2 separate regions of the Homo sapiens genome follow, and region 1 is linked to region 2. Evidence: read pairs that join two places in POLR2A ChIA-PET (ENCODE). Cell type or tissue: A673. All regions are shown on one strand. Links, peaks and the distances in the headings refer to the core of each region. The heading gives the core; the rest is flanking DNA.

What was found. ChIA-PET counts read pairs that join two places held together with the same protein. Peaks named below come from ENCODE experiments on the same cell type or tissue, not always from the same donor. Only the 100,000 strongest peaks of a DNase experiment are listed, where the experiment ranks them.
Region 1: POLR2A ChIA-PET joins it to region 2 with 8 read pairs; 2 of 35 experiments call an interaction of 5 or more read pairs at or near these places.

What each region holds. Positions count from the first base shown.
Region 1 is chr13:109,490,195-109,502,980 of GRCh38, reverse strand. No RefSeq gene overlaps it. Among named protein-coding and RNA genes, the nearest start is that of LINC00399, 96 kb to the right of the region's middle. In A673, for the core only: no CTCF peak of the experiment used is centred there; a DNase peak (open chromatin) is centred at 7,910; H3K27ac peaks cover 1,095 bases.
Region 2 is chr13:109,543,461-109,556,246 of GRCh38, reverse strand. LOC107984602 (a long non-coding RNA gene) reads left to right here. Exons shown (of 4, transcript XR_001750018.1): 4 at 1,801-2,324. Among named protein-coding and RNA genes, the nearest start is that of LINC00399, 150 kb to the right of the region's middle. In A673, for the core only: no CTCF peak of the experiment used is centred there; a DNase peak (open chromatin) is centred at 7,606; H3K27ac peaks cover 953 bases.

The sequences.
Region 1 (12,786 bases), core at 6,687-9,186, 53 kb after region 2:
AGGAAACAACAGGTGCTGGAGAGGATGTGGAGAAAGAGGAACACTTTTACACTGTTGGTGGGACTGTAAACTAGTTCAACCATTGTGGAAGTCAGTGTGGCGATTCCTCAAGGATCTAGAGCTAGAAATACCATTTGACCCAGCAATCCCTGTTACTGGGTATATACCCAAAGGATTATAAGTCATGCTACTATAAAGCCACATATACACGTATGCTTATTGTGGTACTATTCACAATAGCAAAGACTTGGAACCAACCCAAATGTCTATCAATGATAGACTGGATTAAGAAAATGTGGTACATATATACCATGGAATACTATGCAGCCATAAAAAAGGATGAGTTCATGTCCTTTGAAGGGACATGAAGGAAGCTGGAAACCATCATTCTGAGCAAACTATCGCAAGGATGGAAAACCAAACACCACATGTTCTCACTCGTAGGTGGGAAGTGAACTATGAGAACACTTAGACACAGGGTAGGGTACATCACACACCGGGGCCTGTGGTAGGGTTGCGGCCTGGGGGAGGGATAGCATTAGGAGAAATACCTAACGTAAATGATGAGTTAATGGGGGCAGCAAACCAACATGGCACATGTATAGCTATGTAACAAACCTGCACGTTGTTCACATGTTCCCTAAAACTTAAAGTATAATAATTAAAAAATAAGGGAAAGACTCAAAGACTCAAGCATTTATTTTGCCTTTCCTAAAGGGACACAATGTAATCAGAGTTGATGAGGTGAAGTTTCATTTTATAAAAGTTTTCTGGCTTAGCAATGAAAAAAATAATGATAGAATTAGAATATCACCATTTTATCACCCATAATGAAATAATGGATTAGTTAACATCACAGTTAACATCAGCTTTTAGCAAATGTAAGTGTCAGAAAAACATGTTAAACATTACCATAGAAATGCAATCAGCAAAATTCTTCCAACAATAAATAGCAGAAAAGGGGGGAGGCAGATCATCTAAAATTTAAAAGAGCCTTAGAAGATATAATCAAACATCGCAATATCTGTTTTATTTTAAATTCTGATTTAAGAGAACCAACATAGATAGATAGACAGTAGGTAGGTAGGTAGGTAGGTAGGTAGGTAGATATAGATAGACAGATAGATAGATAGATAGATAGATAGATAGATAGATAGATAGATAGATAATTAAGGACATTTAAGCATTGACTGATATTTAATAAAATAAGAAATTACTATTTTGATTTTTTGGACTGTGATAATTAAATTGTGATGATTTGATTTTTAAGAGCCATTATCTTTTAGTCATTTTAATAAAACAGTTACAAATGAAGTGATATGAATACTTCCAAATAATTTCCTGATGGCAGTGGGGGTGGGCGAGCATAGACCGGGATATAAATGGAGTAAGATTGGCCATGAGTTGATATTTATTAAAGCTGAGTAAATGGCTGCATTTGAGTTCATTATACTATTATGTTCACTTGGCATATATTACAAATTTTTTGTAATAAAACTTTTTTAAACATTTGGGACATATTTTCTTTTTCTATTCATAAATATATGCATGTAGGTATACTCTACATAACATAACAGACATCTCATTCTTTTATTATTTATATTTTTCTTTTTAATCTACATTTTTCTGTGTTATTAAACACAACATGACATAATGACAGTTTGTGAAGATGTCATAATTCTTGGACATTTAAATTATTTCCAGTTTTTCAGTGTTATAAAGAGGACTGCTCCAATTACCATGGTAGATAAATCTTTGTGCAGATCCCTGTTTATTTTATTAAGAAAATTTTCTAGAAATATGATTGCTGGATATGATATGCACCAATTTCTAGTATTTTAATACTGACTGCCAAAATACCCTTCACAAAGTCTCTACATTGTTAACAGCTATTTCAAAGTGGACCCTCACCAATATAGGTTGCATAGTTTTTCATTTTGCCATTTTGATAGACAGACATTGATATCTCATTTTTACTCATACATATTTCCTGTGGCTTCTGGTCACAGGCCTATATGGAGAACAATCAGGACTCCAAACCTGGAATCTTCAAAAACAATTTAGGACTGAATGCATAGTTTTAAAGAAAAGGTCCAGTCTCATGATATAAGGTATTTTGTCACTTTCATATCTGTAAGAATATATGTCTTTGTATATAATATCCCTGTTAATGGTCTGTATCCAAGTAAAATAATTGATGTAATTTCTGAAATCCTGTTTTTTAAAAAATGACAAAACTAAAAGGATAAACGCATGGAAAAGAAACACAATTCATTAATTTATCTCATTGACTCCTCCATACATTTATTGCACATACATGTTATGTATCCTTCTTAATAGTAATATGTTTGAAAATATCAATAGCAGTAGTCTCCTCCTTTCTGGTGATGCATGCCCTCCAGTGACGAAGCTGTTTACTTTCGTTTGATCCTGACATATCCATAAACCTTCTTTTTCTAAAAGCAAAGACTCTGATGTTCCCCCAACACAAGTCCAGGTCAAATCTTCTTTGTCAGGCAGTTCCTGGGGATAATCAGGGCAAGTCCAGTCTTCCCTGCCTTGCAGCTGTCTCTGCTTCTGTCTCACAGCTCACAGTTCACAACTCACAGCTCACACTCCCACTCCCCTGCCCCTGGTGGCTGCTTGCCTAGAACGATGGAGAGTTATCTGCCTGGTGCTGCCTGGCTTCGTGGCTGTCCTTCCTCCTATCCCCATCCTGCTTCTGTCCACAAACTGTGCTGCTGTGTGCGGACACTGACTTGACCTGGTGAATCAGTCTTGAGAGCACCACCCCTAGGGTCTCTATGTTTCTTACAACTGCCTTCTTTAATGCTTATGTAAAAAGTCCTGCAGAAGCAAAGTGTGCTTGTGAGGCCTTGGGAAGACACCTGGACTTTTCCTCTTATTTGGGATAAGCAATTGATCACACTGTGAATAAGAAAACCCCAATGGATTATTTTAGATGACTTGATTAAGAAAGTTTGAATGATTCCCCTTTAATCCTTTCAGTCACTGAAGTTCTGAACATTATTACCTTATTCCACCTTGTAAATGTTACTGATTTCCATAACAGCAATCTGAATCCAACAGAGGGGACTTCCTTTCCCAAATGCACCATCCTCCTGCTTTCCTGCTCTTTGAGATCTGTTTTGAGAAATTCTATCTGCAGGGATTTAAGAACTCAAATTCAAGATGATCCTAAATGCAGATTGTAGAGTAAGCAAAAAACAATAATTAAAAAGTAAAATATGACCTTTCTCATTCTTCCAAAGTACACAGCACCTTACCAGCTGTTAACCTCCATGCCAGAAGTTTATGTTTTCTTCACTCAAGGCCTTTGCAGCTTCTGTTGATTTTCCCTAGCCTAGAGCCACCCTTCTTCAATATATTAATTTCTTTTCCACTTTAAGTCCATTTCAGAGAAGTCGTTCCAGACTCTACTTCCAGCCGACCCACTGTGTTCTGGACTTTCAGTGTCCTGCCTTACCTAATTTATGATTGTTAATAGACAAGCTGAACCTGTGTCAATTGAAAGCTCCCTGCAGGCAGGATTGGGGTCATCTTGTTCACAGTTCTATGTCCAGCACCTGCCCCTCCTGCCCATGTATAGCAGAGGTTCGTGCCGTTTTGCTGAAGCGAATCGAGTTAAATTCTCCATCCCAAATACCCATCAAATCTTCTCTGCATCCTTGTTTCCCAGCCATCAAGGTACCTGAACAGGGAGGTCCTGCCTTCCTACCACACTTCTTGGAGCCAGCAGCACCTGGCCTCAGTGGGCGTTTCTCCCTGACCTCTCCAAACATCACATACTGAGCAGAGGCAGGATACTCTGAAGCTGTGGGTCTGGACAGGTCACACCTCGCTTTCCAGAACCCCCTCATGGGCACGCACTGCCCTCCTGCACAGGATGGATGGGACGGGAGGGCACTCCTGGGGCATGAGGCCAGCCCTTTGCTGTTGCTGCCATGGCTGTCTCTGTGCTGACGTCTCAGAACCACCAGCTCTGACCCACCTAGTCTTGAGGCCACTCTTTTGAGAAGCGCATATGAGTCCCAAATCTGATATTAAATATGGTATATAGAGTCATGGAATCCTAGATTCTAACCTAAAGGAGGGTAGAGATTTTATCTTCTCCTTCTCTGTTACCTCTCATAGCACCTCCCGAATGACTACAAGTACTGTCGTTGTTTAATTAATATTTGAAGAATAATGGACAAAGTGATCCAAAACTTTTGTGCCTTTTGCCATTTGTGACGAAACATGTTACTGAAATCAGGCAAATCTTGCGGAAACTACTTTTTTTAATGGTTTCAATTTGTTTCCTTCACCAATACACAGATTAACTAATAACTAGGGACATTGAGTGTGATTCCATCACCCCACAAGACTTCCTAGTAACTTAGGTGGAAACAACCTCTTTCAACGCTGTGTGGCCATTCCCAGGCGTTTATGAACTCTGCCCATTAGAGCATATGGGTTGAGTGTTACATACAGTTGATTCTCATTACTCGTGGATTCTGTATTTGTGAATTTGCCTACTCACCAAAGTTTATTTGTAAACACCCAAATGAATACTCTTGGTGCTTTTGTAGTTCTTCATGGCGAAAAAGAAAGTAGCCCACACTTGGAGACCCCCAGCCTGCACATTCCCAGCTGTAGTACACAGGGGCTCAGCTTTCTTGTTTCAGCCCGTACTGTGAACCGACGTCCTTGCCATGGTCTACTGGGTGCCTTGTGTTTCACATTTGCATGCTTTTTGTTGGTGATTTTGCTGTTTAAAATGGCCTCTGTGCACTGTGCTGAATTGCTACTGAATGTTCAGAAGAGCAAGGAGGCTGCAACGCATCTGACAGAGAGAATCGGCCTGTGAGACGAACTGTGCCAGGGCGTGAGTGACGGTGCTGTTTGGCGTGATCCAGTGCTAATGAGCCAACAACATATACTAAGTGAGGTGTCTTTAAACAGGCACACACAGAAAACCAGGTTATGTATTGATCAGTTGATAAAAACGTGACCAGAGGCTCACAGAAACCTAACCCTGTACTTACTCAGGAGCAAAGCTTCGGTGTCCACTAACTCTGCCTTTGCCTGACTCTGTAGAATGTGGCTACTGTGAAAAACAAGAATGGATTGGGCCTTATGTTTGACTCTCCCATTCCCACGACTGCTTTATAATAGTTGTATTTGTGTTCCTAGATTCAAATGGCTTTAATGGGACAACCAAGATAAATTCATAGCAGCTGTTATCCAACCTGGAGGGGCAAGACCCTGAGCCTGAACTGCCCCAATGTAGAGACAGAGAAGAAGCTGTCACTGACTCGGTGGCACTCTCCACCAAGCCCTGTGTTCAGGAACCACATGTGCAATACTCCCTACGTGCTCACAAAGACCTTATATGGTGGAAACCTCTCTCCTGCTGATTTGTGTTTGTAGACACCAAAGCTTTGCAGGATAAACTAACTTGTCCAGGTTGACACAGTGAGGAAGAATCAAAGTTGGGTTTTAAACCTTGATCTGTGTGACTTCAAAGCCTGCACCCTAAACCACTCATACTCCTCTCCAAGAGCTAAAGAATTAGAACAGTTTTTCTCTTGGGAATATTAACACCACCATGCCACCAGCTCCAACTTGAAAAACTAGAAACATTTCATATAGTTATTATTTCAACCATTTTCAGCTTGCTTAATGGCTTGAAGCCTGTTAATAAGGTTGTGTGTGTGTGTGTGTGTGTGTGTGTGTGTGTGTGAGAGAGAGAGAGAGAGAGAGAGACACAGAGACAGAGGCAGAAAACGAGATGTTTTCTCCTTTCCCTCTCACCTTCTCTGCTTTCATTTTTATCCTCATTTATTTTAAAAATGTATACAAATTATCCACATTTATTTTCTGTCAGATTTTGGGTACCGAATAAGCCAAGAGGGCATACTGCTTACTGTGCCACCTCACATCCAGACTCAGGTTGATAGGAATTCATGTGACACACTCTCCACAGGTCCCTAGACAGGTGGTTCTTTAATAAGTCAGCCCTAGGTGGACCACTCTTGGGTTTTTCTCTTTCTGAACATCTTCCTGCCTCCAGTGGAGCTCTCTTTACTTCAATCCAAAAGCATGGAATAAATACCCACCAAGGTTTAATTACTAAAGCAGGAACAATAAAATCGAGACTTTTCCCTGAAACACTGAAGACATAATTGAAACCAACTGTGCCCTAGAAGCTTAGGTAACTTTCACAATGCATTCCTTATATGATGTGTAGAAAGAAAACTTTTTGTCTTTTATCTTTTTTCAAAGGCAGAGACAGAACAAAGATATTATGCTCACAAAATCAACTTCTGTGAGTGGGGTACTTCATGTTTTTATCGTGGATCTAGTGTTACCATTTAGAAAGTTCAAATGGTAGAGGACAAGCCTGCAGTTGTAAACGTGTGCTTCCAAGAAACCCACCAGGATGCGGTCAGGAGAGGAAGAGCGTTTTTGTGAAGCACATTCTAAAAGCTTATAGCCAGTCCAAGCCATGACACCCTTTGCCATGTGAGCATGGCCACATCAGTGTTACGCTGTATTGTCCTCTTCCGAGTCCTCGCCGCTCTTTGAATTTACCCTGGGGATTATTCACTCATTTATTTTTTGGAGAGGCAACACCCTTCCTTTCATGGCCAAGTGGAATGTAAGCTCTAGGAGAACTTGATTCTTACTACATTTCTGCTTCTCTCTAATGTTTGGGACATAATAGATGCTCCTTAAGTAAATGCTGAATGAATGATGAGCAGAAACAATTTGAGTGCTGGGGTCCTTTAGAGCACACACTAGAACAAATAACAAAGTCCAGCTTGCCAATCAGCTTGCTATTAAACCACCACGAGTCCATTAATTTCTGTAAGCTGCAGACCGTCTGAACATAAAATAACTCATTTCATAATTTAGCCCCAAATACCTCAAAAGAGAAGTATGAGAAAAATGTAATTGGTCTGGAAACTTACCTGCGGGAAATTCAGTTCATTTATTGCAATGGCTGGGGTGAGAAATTCTGGAAAATTGGTGCATAATTTTAAACCAATTCACCCATGTTTAATTCAAACTCACATAATCTCATGAAGAAATATGAGGGAAAATAGATTAAACTATCATCAGCCAATGAATTGGCTTAATTATATTATTATATATTAATCATATTAGTTATTATAGTATATATGGAGAATAATTAATGAGAAGCAGTGACTTCTTTAGAGGGAACAACGCTCCATAATCCATTGTGTACTTTGTTATTGCCCTGGTTAGATACTCTTTTAAAATAAATCATACATATTAAATTATTTTATAAGGCCAGCATTAAAATGAGAAGCATTTATTACATTCAAACATTGGTAACATTATTCTGCTTTGCAATGTGTGCTACATTATTTGCCTCCTCTCCCCACACAGCATGAGTAAAGACAAGTGGAAGGACAAAGATAAAATCACCTCAGATTCTATGCTGTCCCCTTTACCCCACAGGAAAAGTCTAAGTTCTCAAAATGAATGTTTCTCCAATAAAATAACATTTTTTGCAAGGTGAGCAGACATCGCTAATGCACTATGAACACCCCATTGGCAATATATTAGTTTTATGCTAGCTTTTAATGTTTGTGGCTAAAATCAAGTTGATATTTCTTCACAAATACAGCACTTTATATCCTCAGCTTTATGAGCTAACTGACGTCAATCTACTGTGATTAATAGCCGGAGATTAAAAATAAATTGTTTTTGAATAGTGTGCCATTATAGCATCTAAAATATCCCCAGAAATCATAAACAGGGGCGGCCAGGGCCAGTCTCTGTCTGCATCTGCGATGAGACATCCCTTTGTCACCCTTTCCGGTCTGTAAAGCCTTCTAGAAAACACAACTTCTGTGAAATCTAGGTTGTCAGCATGAAAAGCAAATTGGCAGAACACAGGGTTCTGTTGCTAAGCGATCCCTGGCAAATACGATACGTGTACATTATAGCACTTGATGACACCATCAGGAGAGAAGAGAGGTCTCCAGCTTGATGGAAATGTACAGTTTCCGAGAGATGAGGGGCAGCAGGGAGAGCGGGGTGGGAGGGTCAGCCCCGCTTGCCTGAGAGGCCAGGTCTGGGGCTGCTGTGGTTCTATTTTGTGAGTGGTCACCTTAATTGGGAAATAGGTGGACATTGTATTTAATCTTCAGGGTGTCAGTATTCTCTGCTTGTGTCTAGGCTTGCCTCATTTTTGAAAGGAAGAGAGTGATGATTCTGCTGTTTCCATTCATTAGTGCGTCAGAGGGGCGATTTAGTCATAGCCATGTGCCCAGGTGAGCAGCAGTTTACAGGGATTCTTGAGAGCAAAAGAAAAGGGGAAACATGTATTTAATAATACTGCATGTGCTGGAGGAAGCATCTGGTAAAATGCCGGGGATGTGGTGAATTTCAATCCCAAATTCTATCCAATTAAAGAGCTGCAAGAGGCTCTGAGATCAGCTGGCCCAATCTCCTCAATTTGCAGGTGGGGAAACCAAGGGGCAGAGAGGTTAAATGGTGGCCCAAGGTCACACAGATGACCCATGGTCCACTGCCACCCTAGTCCAGCCTTATTTATTTATTTATTTATTTATTTATTTATTTTTGAGATGGAGTCTCGCTCTGTCGCCCAGGCTGGAGTGCAGCAAGGCGATCTCGGCTCGCTGTAAGCTCCGCCTCTTGGGTTCACGCCATTCTCCTGCCTCAGCCTCCCGAGTAGCTGGGACCACAGGCGCCCGCCACCATGCCCGGCTAATTTTTTTGTAATTTTTTGTATTTTTTAGTAGAGACGGGGTTTCACCGTGTTAGCCAGGATGGTCTCGATCTCCTGACCTCGTGATGCGCCCGCCTCGGCCTCCCAAAGTGCTGGGATTACAGGCGTGAGCCACCGCGCCAGGCCAAGTCCAGGCTTTAAGTCTTTCCAGGGCATCCTGGGTGACGCGGTGATGTCTCTGTGAATAAGCTACACAATAGAATAGACACAGTGACCTTCAAGAATTGTAGAACCTTCATTTATCATCTCTTTAATGTCAAGTAAGGTTACCCTTAGTGATACAGCACAGACACAAATTAAGAGAAATTAAGACAAAATCAAATGAAAGATTTGACTGCAGTATTGCCAGCTGTGATTAGGTGGAGTTGTCTCAACCCTTTCGTGTGCTCTCTTCTCTCCACTGGCTTGGTTGTGGATATTATCCCTTGCTTTTAACTAAATCAGTCATATTTTCTGGGCCATAATTCCAAATTAGAATGCACACCTTCATCCAGGTATTGCAATGCTTCAACCTGACAGGTATGCCCATTATGGCAGTAGGTCTCTTTCTCCATTTTTACTTATTAACTTTACATTCTTAGTTATGTCTGCCTCTGTGTAACTGTCGAATGATCATGCCATGAGAAGTTCCCCAGGATGGTCAGTAGTTAGGAAATTTGACAAGAATAATCAGAAACTTACAATACTGATGGAGAAAACATTTCAGAACAATATATTATTCTGAAATCGAGACATTCTGTAGTATAACAACAGGGGCCTGACAGTTAAAAAGTGTGTCCAACATCCATATCATTTCAATGAGGAATACTTCACCAGATTTAAAAAAAACCCCAGCATGTTAGAAAGCCTCATATAGTTCTTAATACTCCATAATTGACACTTAAAATTGTCTTGTGAAATGACTTACTATGTTTAAAGTGCTTAGTAAAATAAATATTTCTTATTTCTTCATCTGTAAAATTAGGATAATAAGAATAACTACCTCCAAGGGTAGTTGTGATAATGAAATGAAATCTGTAGGTAAAGTGAATATGCACAGTAATTATTAGCTAATATGATGCTGATGCTCATAATGGCCTTTCATTTAGTGAACTAAGAGGGATTTTGGAGTCTATATTAATATCAGATAAATCATCAATCACCCTATCCTCACTAGTTTCCTGTTATCCAGATTATCCCTTTTATTAAAAAAAGAGAAGATTTCTGGAAGAAAAGTGTGCCTAACTTGCAGATATATATTCAGCAGACTCCAGCCTGGGGCCTTCTGTTCCTTCCTGAGTACCTCAGACCTGTTTCTTCATCAGTCACATTTGACCTAAATCTCTGTGACCATATCACATAGTTATACATTTTATGTCAATAAAAAAGTTTGTCATAGCCTAATAGCATTTTCTATCTCCTATGGGCAGGTAAATAGGAACCATTGCACACTTTAGTTTTCAAGTCAAATAGTTTATGCCAGCAATGGAAAACTGTAATGGGATCAATGAATTTGCCACTATTTTCAATTTACCTATAATGTGCATTATCAAATCTCATAAAGACTGTTTGGCTGTAATCACAGTCTTCAACTGAAAAAACTAGCTTCTACCATCACAAAAATCACTGGCTTGGTGTTTCTGTGCACAGGAGCCAGTTACAAGTTTAAGCCTCAGTTATCACTGCTGATTTAAAATTTCATGGCTAAGATTTGAAAAACCATCAGAATTTAGCGGAGTTAATATTTGTAAATAATAATTATTATTTTCTTTACTTTGTACAAAGACCTCATAAAAAGGAGTTTCTCTGCTTGAAAGTGCTATTGGTTTAGGATAATTGTATAAATGTTTACTCACAAGGTGTGAGGAAGACAGACAAGATGAGAGCAAGAGGGAGGTGCGGCCTTAGGAGAGGAAGTCACGTTTAGCCATTAACTTTTTCAGAACTGTCGAGTGACAGATTTTCTTTGTTGCCCTTGTCACAAGGGAATTAAGTCTGAAATTAATTTTAAAGATAGAAAACAAACAAAACCATGACTGCATATAATTACCTGTATTTATCAGAAAACAAACAAAACCAAAACAAAAATCTCAACCCTAGGATAAAATCAAAACCAAAATGTTATAATATATGGAAAATAGCGATACTAGGAGACTCTACATCAGAATCTGTGCCACACAGCAAAAACAACACGCAAAGGGTGATTAGTAGCCTTAAGTATTTACATAAGTAAGAGTAAAAACCAAGGTAGTAAACACACAAATAAATTGAAAAAGAACAAGAAATATCACCTAACACAGCAATAGAAGGTACTAATAAAAAGAGAAATATGTGAATCAGAAAAGAAAAAAATTCTATATGTGATTTTTAAGAAACAAGAATCTTAACAGAAACAGAAAGACAAAAAATGGATGAATTATATGAGATTATTTTGCTTAACCCTGTGCACATAAATTTGAGAATCAGGATAAATAAGTGGTTTGGTAACATTAACAAAATTGATCCCAGACGAGAATAAACAAAGCAGACAAATTATTGGAGCAAGAAATAACAAAAGTTGACTAAGTGCTAATTCCCACAATGCAGCAGGCTTAAAGAGGTTCATAGGGAGGCCGAGGCAAGTGGATCATGAGGTCAGGAGATCGAGACCATCCTGGCTAACACGGTGAAACCCCGTCTCTACTAAAAATACAAAAAAATTAGCCGGGCACGGTGGCGGGCACCTGTAGTCCCAGCTACTTGGGAGGCTGAGGCAGGAGAATGGTGTGAACCCGGGAGGCGGAGCTTGCAGTGAGCCGAGATAGCACCACTGCACTCCGGCCTGGGTGAAAGAGCGAGACTCTGTCTCAAAAAAAAAAAAAAAAAAAAAAAAGAGGTTCATAGGTGAAGCCCAGCAATCTTACAATATTCAGGTAACTTCATTGCTATCTAAACTGCTTGAAAGTGCAGAAAAAGAATTGCAAATTCTGTTTTTAATTCTTGCATAGACAGTTAAAAGGAAAAGAAATCAAAGTTACAGATCAATCTTATTTATGAATAATGGTGCAAAAATGCTAAATAAAATATTATTTTATGAAATCCAAACTTCTATTATAATAAACACCCTATGAAGAAGTAGGGTGGTCTACTTTTAGAATACAAAGATGACTCAATATTAGAAAATTCTTTAATTTTTATATGAAAATAGTAAAAGAAATCACAAGCTTGTCTCTATTGAAGCTGAAAACTTAGCATCTGTTTATTTAAATTAAGCATCTATTTCCAATTTAACAAAATAATTACCAAAATAGGAATTAGTAGATAGTAGCAAAATACAAATATTTCTATGTATCAACTCAAAATCCAATATTATATCATGCTTAAAAGGCAAACATGAGGAAGTTTTCCTGGTAAGATCAGCCACAGGCAATGGTGTTTACTATCATCACCATATGTGATGTTTCAGAGAGGCTATCCGCACTGTTAGGTAAGAGGAAAGGAATAGGGATGCAAATTTAGAAAATAAGAGAAAAAATAAATAATTCAGGAACATAATTATCGCATACAAGAGTTCTGTATGTGATAAAGATGGCATTTATAAGTATTTGAGAAAAATGGTTTGATTATTTAATAAATCATGTTGGAACAATTGCAAATGACTGTCATCTGCAGAAAAAAAATAATGAAGTGAGATTCCCTTCCTCTTGGCCAACACCAAAATAACTTCAGCTGAATTAAACACTTAAATGTTAAAAAGAACAACAAAAATAACCCCGACAAACATACAGATAATGCAGGTTTTCATGAGGACTTGTTTCTTGATAACTTAGATGGGAGAAAGCTTTTCTAATAATGCTCAAAAATCAGAAAACTTAAAAGGACTGATGTATTTATCACATTATACTTATTCAAACCATTAATAAAAACACCAAAAAAAAAAATGACAGATTCGGAAAAAAAAATATTTAAAACACAAATTCCAGTGCTGTAAATGGAAAACATTAGTCTAGTTAACCTTTAAAATTCCTACAGGCTCTAAA
Region 2 (12,786 bases), core at 6,552-9,051:
ATAGCTTCTTGATTCATTGATACATTTATTGTTATTTAAGGACTTTCTCTGTCTATTTTTATAGTTTTTGACTGAAAATCTGTTTTATCTGATATAGGTGTAGCTATTCCTGCTTTTTGTTCCATTTGTTTGGAATATCTTTTTCTATCCCATCACTTTTTAGTCCATCTGTATCCTTCAAAATAAGATGGGTCTCTTGTAATATGGTTGGGTCTTCATTTTTTATCCATTCACCCACTCTATGATTCTTAATAAAATATTTAATCTATTTGCATTCAAGGTAATTATTCATAGGGAAAGACTATTCCCATTTTGTTAATTATTTTGTTGTTTTGTAAATGTTTTTGTTCTTCCCCTTTTGCTGCCTTTTTCTGTGATTAGATTATTTTCTCTAGTGGTATGCTTTAATTCCTTACTTTTAATTTTCTGTGTATCTAATATAGTTTTTTGCTTTGTGGTTACTATAAGGCTTATCTAAAACTTCTAACAGCCTATTTTAAGCTGATAACAACTTAAATTTGATTGTACTAAATAGTTATACTTTTACCACCCTCAGTCTCACACTTTATGCTTTTGATGTCACAATTTACATAATTTTCTGTTGAAAATACCCTAATTTATTAGGGCTACATATTTTAATAGTTTTCCTTTAACCTTGATACTAAAGATATAAGGGATTTACATACCACCAACACATTATTAGAGTATTCTGAATTTGACGCTGTACTTGCTCTTACCAATGGGTTTTACATTTTTATTTGTTTTTGTGTTACTAATTAGTGTTCTTGTATTCCAGCTTGAAGAACTTTCCTTAGCATTTATTGTAAGATAGGTCTAGTGATGGTGAACTCCTTCAGTGTTTCTATGTCTGGGAAGGTCTTTATCCTTCTTTCACTTTTCCCCTGAAGGCCAACTTTGCTGTGTACACTATCCTTGGCAGTTTTTTCCCTCAACGCTTTGAATATATCCTCCCAGTCTCTCATGACCTGTAAGTTCTCTGCCAAGAAACATGCTACTAGCCTTATTGGAACTCCTTTATATGTTTTTTGCTTATTTTCTCTTGTTGCTTTCAGAATCCTCTCTGTCTTTGATTTTTGTAGTATGATTATAATATATCTTGTGTAGGTTTCTTTGGATTGAATCTTATTCCAACCTCTGACTTTCTATAACTGGGTATTTATATTTTCCCCATATTTGAAATGTTTCTGTTATTATTTTTAAAAATAATCATTGCACTCTTTTGTTTGTCTCTTCTCCTCCTTTAACTCCTGCAACTCACACATTTGCTCTTTTGATTTTATTTCACAAATCTCATAAAATTTCTTCATTCATCCTCATTCTTTCTCCTTTGACTGTACATTTTCAAATAAGCTGTCTTCAGGTTTATAAATTATTTCTTCTGCTTGATCATTTCTACTCTTGACACTTTCTATTGCATTTTTTTCTTTCTTTCATTATATGTTTAAGTTCCAGGAATTTTGTTTGATTTTTTTTATGATTTAAATCAGTTAAATTTCTTGTTTTGGTCATTTATTATTTTTCTAATTTTGTTGAATTGTTTCTGCTGAGCTTCCTTAAACCAATTATTTTGAATTCTTTGTCACACAGTTTGCATATCTCCATTTCTTTGGAGTCAGCTACTGAAAGATTATTGTGGGGTTTTTTGGTGATGTTATGTCTCTTTATTATTTTTTTTAATGTTTCTTGTTGCCTTACATTGATTTCTGCACATTTGGTGAAGAGATCACCTCTTGCAGACTTTATGGGCTAATTTTGCTGTGTAAATTTATTTTCCTATAGGTTTGAGAGTGTTTGCTGTGGTGTGCAAGAGTTCTGCCACTGATGAGGGCACAGCTGTGTATTCTCTGAGCAGTTCTGTCAGCTGAGGTCAGTGTTGATGAAGGTTACAGGGATTCTCAGGGACTAATGTTGTGGGTGGTCATAGTGGTGGTGAGAGTTGATGAGATCTTCAGTGGCAATGGCTGCTAATGTCCTCCAGATCTCTTTTTCTCTCACTAATGAAGTTGTGGCTGAGGGGATCCCTGTTGGTACTGGGTCTGGCTTGTGGGCTTCCCTGTGGTAGTGGTGGCATGAGTGTCTGATGAGTGCCACCTCTGTAGCGGCCATGGAGCTGAGGCCTGAAGCATGGGTGTACATGGAAGGACTCTGGCTTCGGGGGGCAGTAATGTTATTGGTGCTCAGGGTGCAGGCAGCTCTTCTGCTACTGCGTTGGTAATGTTTGTGAGAGATGAATGTCTGTGAAACAGCTGGGAAACTGAGAATAAGAGCACAGGTATATGCAAAGTTACGGTGGCTCTGGGATTGGGATGAGGCCTAGTTATCTATGGCAGCTGAGCCAGGTCTTGGAGTATAGGTATAAGCATCAAGGGCTTGGCTCTAGGGCCAGAGTGCCAGCTAGCTCACTGTGGTGATACCTGTGGTGTCTGACACATGGGCAGGCCCACCACTGCCACAGAGCTTGGGTCTGGAATATGGGCACTTGTGGGAAAGTGAGGCTCCAGTACTAGGGCATGGGAGAACTTGGGAAAGGTCGTGGCTCCTTTCTTGAAGCAGCTCATCATCAGCTGCTTCTTGGCGGAGGAGGGATATGCAGGCACACCTTCCTTTCTGGGGTTCCTTGGTGGAAATGGCTACTGGTTACTTTAGTGGCAAAAGATGTTGGTGTCCTCTGTGGAGCAGGACACTGGGGACCATTGTGATTTCCGCTGTGTCTGATGCCAATAGCCTCTGCCTTTCTTCTTTGCTCTTCACCATCTCCTGGTATCTCAGGGATGCTGATCTCACCAATGATCTTTTCTATTTGAGTATTCTTTCTTTTTTGTTTTTCCTTCATGGTGTTGCTGAAGATTCTTTAATGGTCCCTTGAACCCTGTCTGGGCTGGTTTGGTTTGTGAATAGCTATCTAGTTTTGCTTGTTTGTGGGGAGATGAAGGCTGGTATTTTCATACTCTGCCATCTTGGTCTTTCTTACTCTCAATTTAGTTTCTTGAGCTTATTTTTCCTTCTGTTCTATGGCCCCACCTCTCCCCCTTCAAAGTTATGGTATAAGTGCAGAGGCATTGGCTGCATTTGCAGCCTAGAATGGGCTCCAGGCTCAAGGCAATTGGCTTGTTCTGGGGTATTATGACTAGAATGATGCTTGCTTGATTTCAGCTGGGCTTGGAAATACCAAAAGGACAGACCTGGCTGTATTCTGATATTTCTGTTTGGGTTGCAAGGAAGTATTGGGGTTTCAGAAGTAAAACTTCAAACTGTTAACCAAACACTTAAAAGTTGACAATTGTCCTAATCATACAGTGTGTATATATATATATATATATATAGAGAGAGAGAGAGAGAGAGGGAGAGAGAGAGTGATAGGAGGCCAGGGGTGAGCTTGGGACTGCTCAGGTTTGTATATCTCTGTATTAAAACACACCTGATGATCAGGTCTGTAGAGGAAAATTCTTCTTTGGCAGTAATGATACTGCCAAATGATACTTATTCCTTTCTACTTATACCCAATTTCAATATACTTCCTTCAAACTGTAACATAATTATTGATACACCTGGGTGTTTTCATGATGGACACAACATCCTCTTTTCATTTATTCTGTCTTCATTCGTTTTTTATTAATTTATTTAATAAATATTGTGGTTGCCTTGTAGGTGCCAGGCAAATGCATTATTCCACTGGCACATGATTGTACGGTTGTACTAGTTGTAAAATAGCCCCTACTTTGAGTTTTCCAGGTCCACCTTCTGCTCAGCTTCTATGGAGGTTGTTAGCACTTTCCAATGCAACCCATAACTCCAAATATCTCACCATAATAGCACCACATAGATTCCCAGAAATACATTTCCCACATCTACTGCTGTGTCCTTGACATAAAGGAAACTAAATGCATGAAGGTTTGGGGTTGTGCTGCTGCCAACACCAAAGATAGATGCTGCTTTTCAGGGCAGAGGGGATATGAGGCAGAAACACTTAGATAAAAGAAACGACAAATTAATTAGCTTGTCAAATTCTTCTTTTCAGAGAGCACAGATGCAATAGACTCTTGCATAATGAAGTATCATTCCTCAGCAACACTGAGCACCTAGGTTCCTCCTTCTCTTCATATACTAAATTTTGTTCAGAAGGTATTTGTGAATTAGCACACATTTCACAACAGTTGTATGAGATGGCCTGAGAAACATTTTCTAACATTAAATACGTCAAATTGCTCTTAAATTTTTATATATACATATGTATTTCCAAATATTTAATTTTGAAGCACGTAACCAATTTTTTTTTACATGGGAACTCGATGGATATTGAACACAAAATTGTGAATTTTGAGAATAAAAGTATTTAATAAGAGTTCTATTAAATTTTCAAAAGGGCATTGTAGCTTGCTTACATATTTTTGTGTAAAATTTTGTTACTCATTATCATGATTTGAATTTTGCATGACTATAATAAAGAAGATTCATATGCAAATGATCTTCAAATGGATTTCTATATAGACTGTTCTGACCATGAACAACATACTTCTATTTTTGGTTTAATTTAAAATTCTCTTGCAGTGAAAAATTTGAAAGAAGAATTTTAAAAATACTTTGTGAATCTAGTTACTCATTTAGCCAAAAACTGCTTTGTAAATTGTAGTCATTTATATGATAAAATTAAAATGTTTTCACATTTTCTACAATGACAATGATTCATCCTATACAACCTTATTACAATGTTTGAATGCTAGATGTAAAGCTCACGGCTTATTTTCAAATCTACAAATTACTTTGTGAATTTTATTAATAATACCAGTGTCTATTGCTTCAGCAGTGTGATGTTATTCCAATCTAAAATAACAAAAAACTTCCTGCAAAAATTTAAAAGCTATGGTGATCCCCCAAAATTGCTTACTTTGTGTCAGTAGAACACAAATTATGCAGAAGAATCTTTATTATAGCCCCCTAATTAGTGAATTTTCTAAAATAATGATAAGAAAAAATTGTATGAGATATAACTTATGAATTTTGTATGTAATTATTTTGTTACTTATCTAAACCTCTCCAGACTAGGGAGACATTTAGGTCTATGCACATTCAATTAATTTTATAATTATAAGGATATATTTATCCAGTTAGAAGGCAGGTGATATTTTATTCAGTAGTTTGCTAGTTTGGTTTGCACCTTTTAAATGTGGAAACGCAGGCCTCGATTAGTACTCTCGTACCTGTCTCTGTGGTATTACACAGTGGTGGAATGAACACGCAGCCTACCTTAGCATTGACGTTTGTCTCAGGTTCTTTGACTTGTTTGAGGGAATTGTTGGGGAGAATATTTGAAGAATCAGTTGTCTGTTGAGCTTTCCAGTGAAAATAATTCTGCTGTTGAAAGGACCACGAGGCCTCCCACAATTTTTCTTGTAGCTTTTTGGTTCAGTTGCCAGCTTTTTGGTTCAGTTGGTTCAGTTGCCAGTTTGGTTCAGTAGCTTTTTGGTTCAGGCTACCGGTGTTTGAATAGATAAGGAAGCCAAGATAGAGTTAATCTAGAGAGATAATAATCCACCCAGAAGTGGTGTCAACATTCCAAGCATCCTCTTTTATTTCCCATTTTCATAGAAAGAAAACAGATTGTCAAAGGCAAAAAACAAAACAAAACAAAAAACAACAAACACACTAATTAGGACTCAGAAATTTGACATTGGGAAATAAGGTGGAGGGAGAAATCAATTTCCTCTGTCAGTGAGGCACCCTTCAGAGGTACCAGTACTATCAGAGAGCACAGTACCTGACACGTAATAGGTGTTCAGTGAATGTACTCATTAATCAACGAGTAACAGAACGAGTGAAATGTAATTCTTATGCATGTGAATAACCACATGGAATAACTAAAATAATTAAATCCTGAAAAGGGCCTGAAATTATCTTGATGCTAAAGATGAAGCGAGAAACTGTGTAGCTCAGGCAATTTGGCATCTGTCAAGGTAACCAGCTCTATGTGACAAGTGTTTTATTAGGACCAGGGTTGAAGAATACAACCTTTGGTTCTCAGTGGTCACTGCTCCTGGGAGACTCCTAAACTCCTAAAATAGGGGAGAAGGTAGGTAATGTATCGAAACATATTTTCTTTCCTTTTTCTGCATCTTCTTATTTAGTTGTCATTACTATGTATTTGGCCACTTTTACATACTGCCTTGATTTAATAAGCAGCATCTTCCAGAATTCAAAGGCACAAACTTGAGGGAGCCCCATCTTCCTATCTGATCCTCTTCATTTGAGAGCAGTGAATACAGAGAAAAATGAGATTTTCCAGTTACTATGATGTTTCCAGGGCTGAGGAATGCTCTCTAGAAAGCCTCCTTTATCAGGTTTCAGAACATAGTGGTTTTACTTACCACCCTAGCTTGTAAGTTACACCATAATTACAAACTTAACTCACAAATCATCAGTAGACTGGGAATAAGACGAATTCCAATTTTATTTTTAAAAATCGCCAAAATAGGCATGCTTATACGACTAGTGCCGTTAATGTTTAAAAAAAAAGGAGCAAGTTGATAAACTTTAAAAAGGCTGAGGTCAGTTGAGCCATGTGGGGCTGCCTATGTGACCATGGCCCATGATTTTAAAAATCAAAAGCAGCCTTAGGTCACACTGGATTCTATGAGTGGGCAGCTCTTCTGGCTTCATCATGTGCCCATGGAGCATGGCCCTGCCTGAACTCTGGTTTCCTTATGCTGGTGGTTCCTTTGCCTAACTCATCGAAAGTTCTAGAGCAATTTTGGCAAGTCCCTCCATTTAAGAAGATCATGGGCCGGACGCGGCGGCTCACATCTGTAATCCCAGCACTTTGGGAGGCCGAGGCAGGCGGATCATGAGGTCAGGAGATGGAGACCATCCTGGCTAACACGGTGAAACCCCGACTCTACTGAAAATACAAAAATTTAACCGGGCGTGGTGGCGGGCGCCTGTAGTCCCAGCTACTCAGGAGGCTGAGGCAGGAGAATGGCGTGAACCCGGGAGGCGGAGCTTGCAGTGAGCCGAGATCGCGCCACTGCACTCCAGCCTGGGCGACAGAGCGAGACTCCGTCTCAAAAAAACGGTCATAGTGTGGCATTTCCAAATCATATGAAAAAAGTTCCAGAATAAAAAATATATCAATAAAAAGACTGGAAATCCAGGAAATCTTATGAGAGTATCAGCAACCAGATTCCAAGTGCTTTTATGAGTTCCAAGCAGTCTTGCATTTCATTTTGTGTGCACTCATTTACTACTGAATCTTCCCTAATTCTTTAACATAAAACTAGTGCACCGCCAGGTCTAAAGCCACCATGAACATTTACTAATGCGTCTATATCCCAAAAAGTAGATTTAAAAATTTAATCTTGACTGACTTTTAAATGTAACCCATCCTAAAAAGAGCCACTATTAGAAAAATCTAAAGCATTATGTAGTCTTGGTAGAGGCAGAGAAAGTGCTGATTCCATATGCAATTATGAGCTCCCATTCCCTCCTCTTTGGAGAATTAACATATTATGTAAATTATTTTACAAATATGGTGCAGTTGTCATTAATAAAACATGAAAGTGGGATCTGTGATGCCAATTAGCATTTTCATTGTATTTCCTGTCCAGTCACAGCTTACAGCGTATGCTGCTCTGTGAAAAACTGTTACTGTCATCAGAAACCTCTGTTTAGTAGTTACAGCATGAAGAGTGTCTGTGCTGACGTTGGTTGGGGAGGTCTGATGGAGGGTCAGGAGGAGGACAGAGGGTGGTTGGTTGGGTTAACGTCAGTGTCACCACAGCCTATCCTAGTGCCACATACCAATTCCACTTTGTTTTTTGAGTGATGACATTATGAGCTTGTTTATGGATGCTTGCTAAGCAGAAGGTCAAATTTAGATATGGTACAGTTTACGTTCTTCTATGAGGTTGAAATATTGTTAGGTTATGGGATTCAGAATTGTCACTGCAGCATAGTTTGACCTTGAGGCATTCATTCTTTGGTGTTTGTTTTTGAGGAGCAGGTGCAAGTTTTCTCAGTTCTAGCCGGGAGGTTTCTTGTAGGCCGTTGTAGAATACTCCTGAGTTGCTCTTATTGTGGACATTTAAAATGAAAGCTATTTACTTCAAAGTAACCACATCTCTCAGTCCATATGCAAATACTGTTTCAAAGAAAAAGAAGTTCGTCTGTTTTTAGCATCAGTAGTGTAGTAATTGTTGTCAACCTTAACAAATTCTCACGCTGATAGATGAGCAACGTTGATAAATTGCAATGGAAACCCTTGGATGAATATTACCCTGAAAGTTATGTCCCAAGCATGCATCATAAAATTAATTTCTCAGTCTAGTAGAAACAATACTCCTAATAATTAAAAGGCGTCTGCTATCAAGGGGCCAAACGAGAGAGGAATGTAAGTCTCTTGGCTCAGATCAACTCAGATAAAATTATGTAGATTATTCAGCAGAGAAGGGCCCCTGCTGTTGCCTCACTTAACCAGATTACTGGGGGTAATGTGATGGTGACCAGGGATGGGGGTGAGTGAACAAAGGCCAGAGGGTGGTCTGGTAACTCAGCCAGATTGTCCGTGCTGACTATGGCCAATGACTGTTAGCTCTCCCTTTCTCTGAGCCCAGTGGACCTAGGTAGCCAATCAGTGCACACCTCCTCTTATGTTTTGAGGTTCTCATTTTTGTGGTAACCCTTTGTAATGTCATTAGCAGCTCAGAGGTGACAAGGTGCATGCAGAAAGCTCAATTGTCCAGCAGGTAATATCCAAGAGAAGAAAGTGACTAGCCCAGGGCCAGCAGGCGTGCCAGTTACCATGTTTGACAAAACGCTAGCAAGAGGCAGCACCCTCAGAGCTGGGGCATGGCTGTGCCCTCTCTGAGGTTTGAGCTGGTATTTAGTTTTCAAATATTTAACTTTAACCCATTTAATATTTAGTAAGGCTAAAGGAATAAAAGATGAATTATTGAGGATATTAATGTTTTAAAAAACCAAAAAAAAAGTCACAGCCATGCAGCTTTGTATCAAAAACTCATTTCACAGGCATTAATTTTTTAATAACATGCTGATTGTATGGTGAAGTACAATGTTTGCTAATAAGCTCCAGTATTCAGCGGGAAGGCTTTATTATTTTGGGGGCACTAAATAAAATATTTGTTGAATGCTTTCTCATGTCAGTTTCAGAAACTGTTGAAAGAAATTTGAATAGTTAAACTCTGATTTTTTTCTTCTGATTTGTAACCTGAGTGGACTTTGGAAACCCTCTGCCATTGGAAACCTTCCCCATGAGGGGAGAACCTGCTTTTTCAGGACATAACTCAGCAGACAAAGGGATCACTATTAGAAATCATGTTTTCTGGGGGCGAAAGAAGAGGGAGGGGAGCTTGGGTGGGTGAATTAAAGCAGAATCAATAGGTGGGGCTTTGTTAATCAAGAAACCCAGTGCAGGAGTCAGTACAGATGGCAGAGTTGGGGAGGGGCAGGTATCTGGGAGAAGGAAGAGAAAGGCCTGTGGTTAATCCCCTCTTTTTTGTCATAGATGTAATCTGCAATATCATCTTGTATTTATCTTTTATATCTGCATTTGAGAAAAGGGAGGATCTGTCCTTCTATCATTACAACCCCCAGAACCTCTGTAATGCTTCCTCGACAGATATTTGCAATGGTATATGGAAGTGATAATGCTAGAAAACCCTCAGTGGCATATTGTTTTAAAATGAATATGGTAGATAAGATGTAAAAAGAATGTAGGTGAATGAGCTGCAATTTGGAGAACATTGACAGGATGTAGACTAGCAAACATTGTCACTGGGAGAAAATTTTAAGGTTATAAAATCAAATTGAAAAAGAGAGAGAGAATCTTGGCTTTCTGAAACAAAAAGCTTAAATTGTTTTAAGGGGAAAAAGAGAAAAGAGTTAGTTCTTGAGGCAAGCGCTGTGCGATTTACTTTTTGCATAGCGTCAGTGTATGGGGATTTATGCTTGCCCCTCTGCAGGGATGCGATTCTAATGCATATTTATAAGTCTTCCTGAAGCCTCTGCAGCCAAGAAGTGTGGCATGTGAGGACCCTGATCAGGAAGTGAATCCTGTGCCCTGGGCTGAGAGAGACTCCAATTATCACAGACGAGAGACCCTCTGTTCTCTTGGGAGAGACCAAAGCTTGTGTCACTTTTAAAGATCTTTGAGACTCTCCAAGAGCCATGTGGCCTGTTCCAAAAGATGGCATGGGGTTGCAGGCAGGGAACATTGCATTGGTGACAGAGAAAAAAAGAGAGCTCCAAACTAAATGGGAAACGACTCTCTAGAGATTCTCTTTCAACAAGCTGGATGCATTCCTTTTGTGTTTATTCTTTTGAGGGAATGGAAATTAGGTCCTGAGGTGAAGGGCAGTTGTAGTTGTGACAGAAACACACACTCCTGTACTTAGCTTTTCATTGGAGAAAATGCAAGAGAGTGAAAACACCTTTTTAAAAAACATCATTACCTTCCATTTATGGAGCTCGTAAAAATGGTTTGAAGTCGAAAGCAATAATGGTCAATGCTTTAAAACTCTACACATGCAAAATAAACTTACAAAGATCTTTTAAACATGAGGTCACAGGCCCAGAAATGTACATCTAAGTCAACCATCTCAATTTTGTTTTGTACCCATGGAGGGAGGTATTTAAAATGACCCTGGAAAGCAATTTTTATGGCCAACTCTCACAGCCTGGTTTGACCTAACCTACATGTTTGCTTAAGAGATTTCTAGAGAATTCTCAGATGATTTCTTTGGTAGCTTGTGTATTTTTCTGAGATACAACTCGTATTTCAGAGAAAGAAAAGTCTCTCAGGGTAGGCATTAGAGTCATGAAAAACCTTTCATTGCAAATGTTTGTGCCTGGATGGATTTAGAATTGCAGAAAGGTTTTTAATCAGTATCATTTTATTTGAAAATTATCAAAATTTTCAATGAAATAAATCTTTTCCCTTGGGCCTTTTTTTTTTTTTTTGGAGGGGGTGGATGGGAAGCTTGAGGGGTTATCTTACAAAGCCCTGTTACAATACACACACACACATGCACACACGCACACACACACATGCACATACACGCAACTTTGTATAAAATAGTTTATTTTTTAGATCTTTGGGAAGTCTTGGTGTGCACGATGAGGTTTGTCTGACTGGATTGTGTAAATTTGCTTCACACACACACTGCGTCAAGGACCGAGACTCATGAGGCAGAGCCCTGAGCATCTGAGGACTCCCTATCGGTGTCCTCACAAGAGGACACACCAAATGTTTCCCCATTCCTCAGGTTCTCCACCCAAGCCCCAATAACTCTCAACAGATGGCCTTCTCTACAAGCTAAGTAAGGTCAAGATGTCAGGTTACCCGATCTCTCTTTTCCTCCCGCTGATTATGGCCTTTCGTGTTTCATCTCCCATTCTACTTCTTCCCTCATTCTTTCTTTCCCAGATAGGAATATACTCTCTGCAGCAGTGTTCCTCCCCTTGCCATCATCCAGGCTATTCCAGACCTCCCCTTCAAGGCCAAGTGTGTGCAAAAGCAACTCTCCCTTCATCACCACTCCCAATCATTGACTATGTGCAGCTGGCCCTCTAGCCCTCCCACGTGATTGAAACTATTTGTGAAAATCATTCATACACTTAAAATCCTCTGGGGCATTCTTCCCCTTTCCTCCCTCTCTTCTTTCATCCTCCCGTCTGACTCTCCATTTTACTTTCCACAATCCACCACATCCAACTTGCCAATCCACTGTTGCATTGAAACTTTTCATGGAAGTGGATCCTATAGACTCTTCCCAACCCGAAGTTTCCGGACCTGGAGGTGGGTGAGCAAGCATCTGCTAATCCTGCTTGAGACAGTCCCTAATGCTGACACCATGTCCTCCCTCTGTCTACATGACTCGAATGCCTTTTTTCCTATCTGTCTCTTGGACAATGTTCTCCATTTATTTTGCTCAGTCTTCTTTTCCTACCTGAACACACATGTTAGCACTCCTGAGGTTACATCTTCATTCTTCAAGCTGCAAGTTCTCATCCAGCCTTTCCCTCTGGAATTAATCATGGCAGCTACAGGGCACCTGCGCATGGTCTTGGAGTTGTTTCTGCACATGTTATGACGTCTCTGCCTCCGAGAGACAGATAGACAAGAAAAACAAGAAAATTGTCATTTACACTGCAGTGAGATATAAATGTTAGAGAAGGGGCACACAGAGCATCACGGGAACACATCAGAGGAAGCTGGGCAGAGAAATGCTGACAGGAAGAGGAAGGAAAGGGTAATTTCTTGTCTCTTACAAAGAGACAAAAAAGAGCACTATCTTCCAAAATCTGCAGGTAGCTCAGCATGGCTGGAAAACAGTAAAAAAGGAAGATTAAAGTGGTACTAGGCAGGAGATGGGGATGTGAACAGGATTATGATGCATTTTACAAACCATTTTAAAGGAGTTGGTGCTTTAGCATGAGTCACTTAAATATTTCCAGCAAAATAATAAATATAGTCAGCTCTTTTGTGAGTTCCACATCTACGGATTCAACCAACCGGATAGAAAATATTCAGAAAAAAATTGCAACTGTACTGAACATGTACAGACTTTTTCTTGTTATTATTTCCTAAGCAATACAGTATGACAGCTATTCACATAGCATTTATGTTGTATTAGGATTATAAGTAATCTAGAAGTGATTTAAAGTGTATGGAAGGATGTTCATTGGCCATATACCAATACTATGAGATTTTATATCAGGGACGTGAGTATCCTCAGATTTTGGTATCCAAGGGAG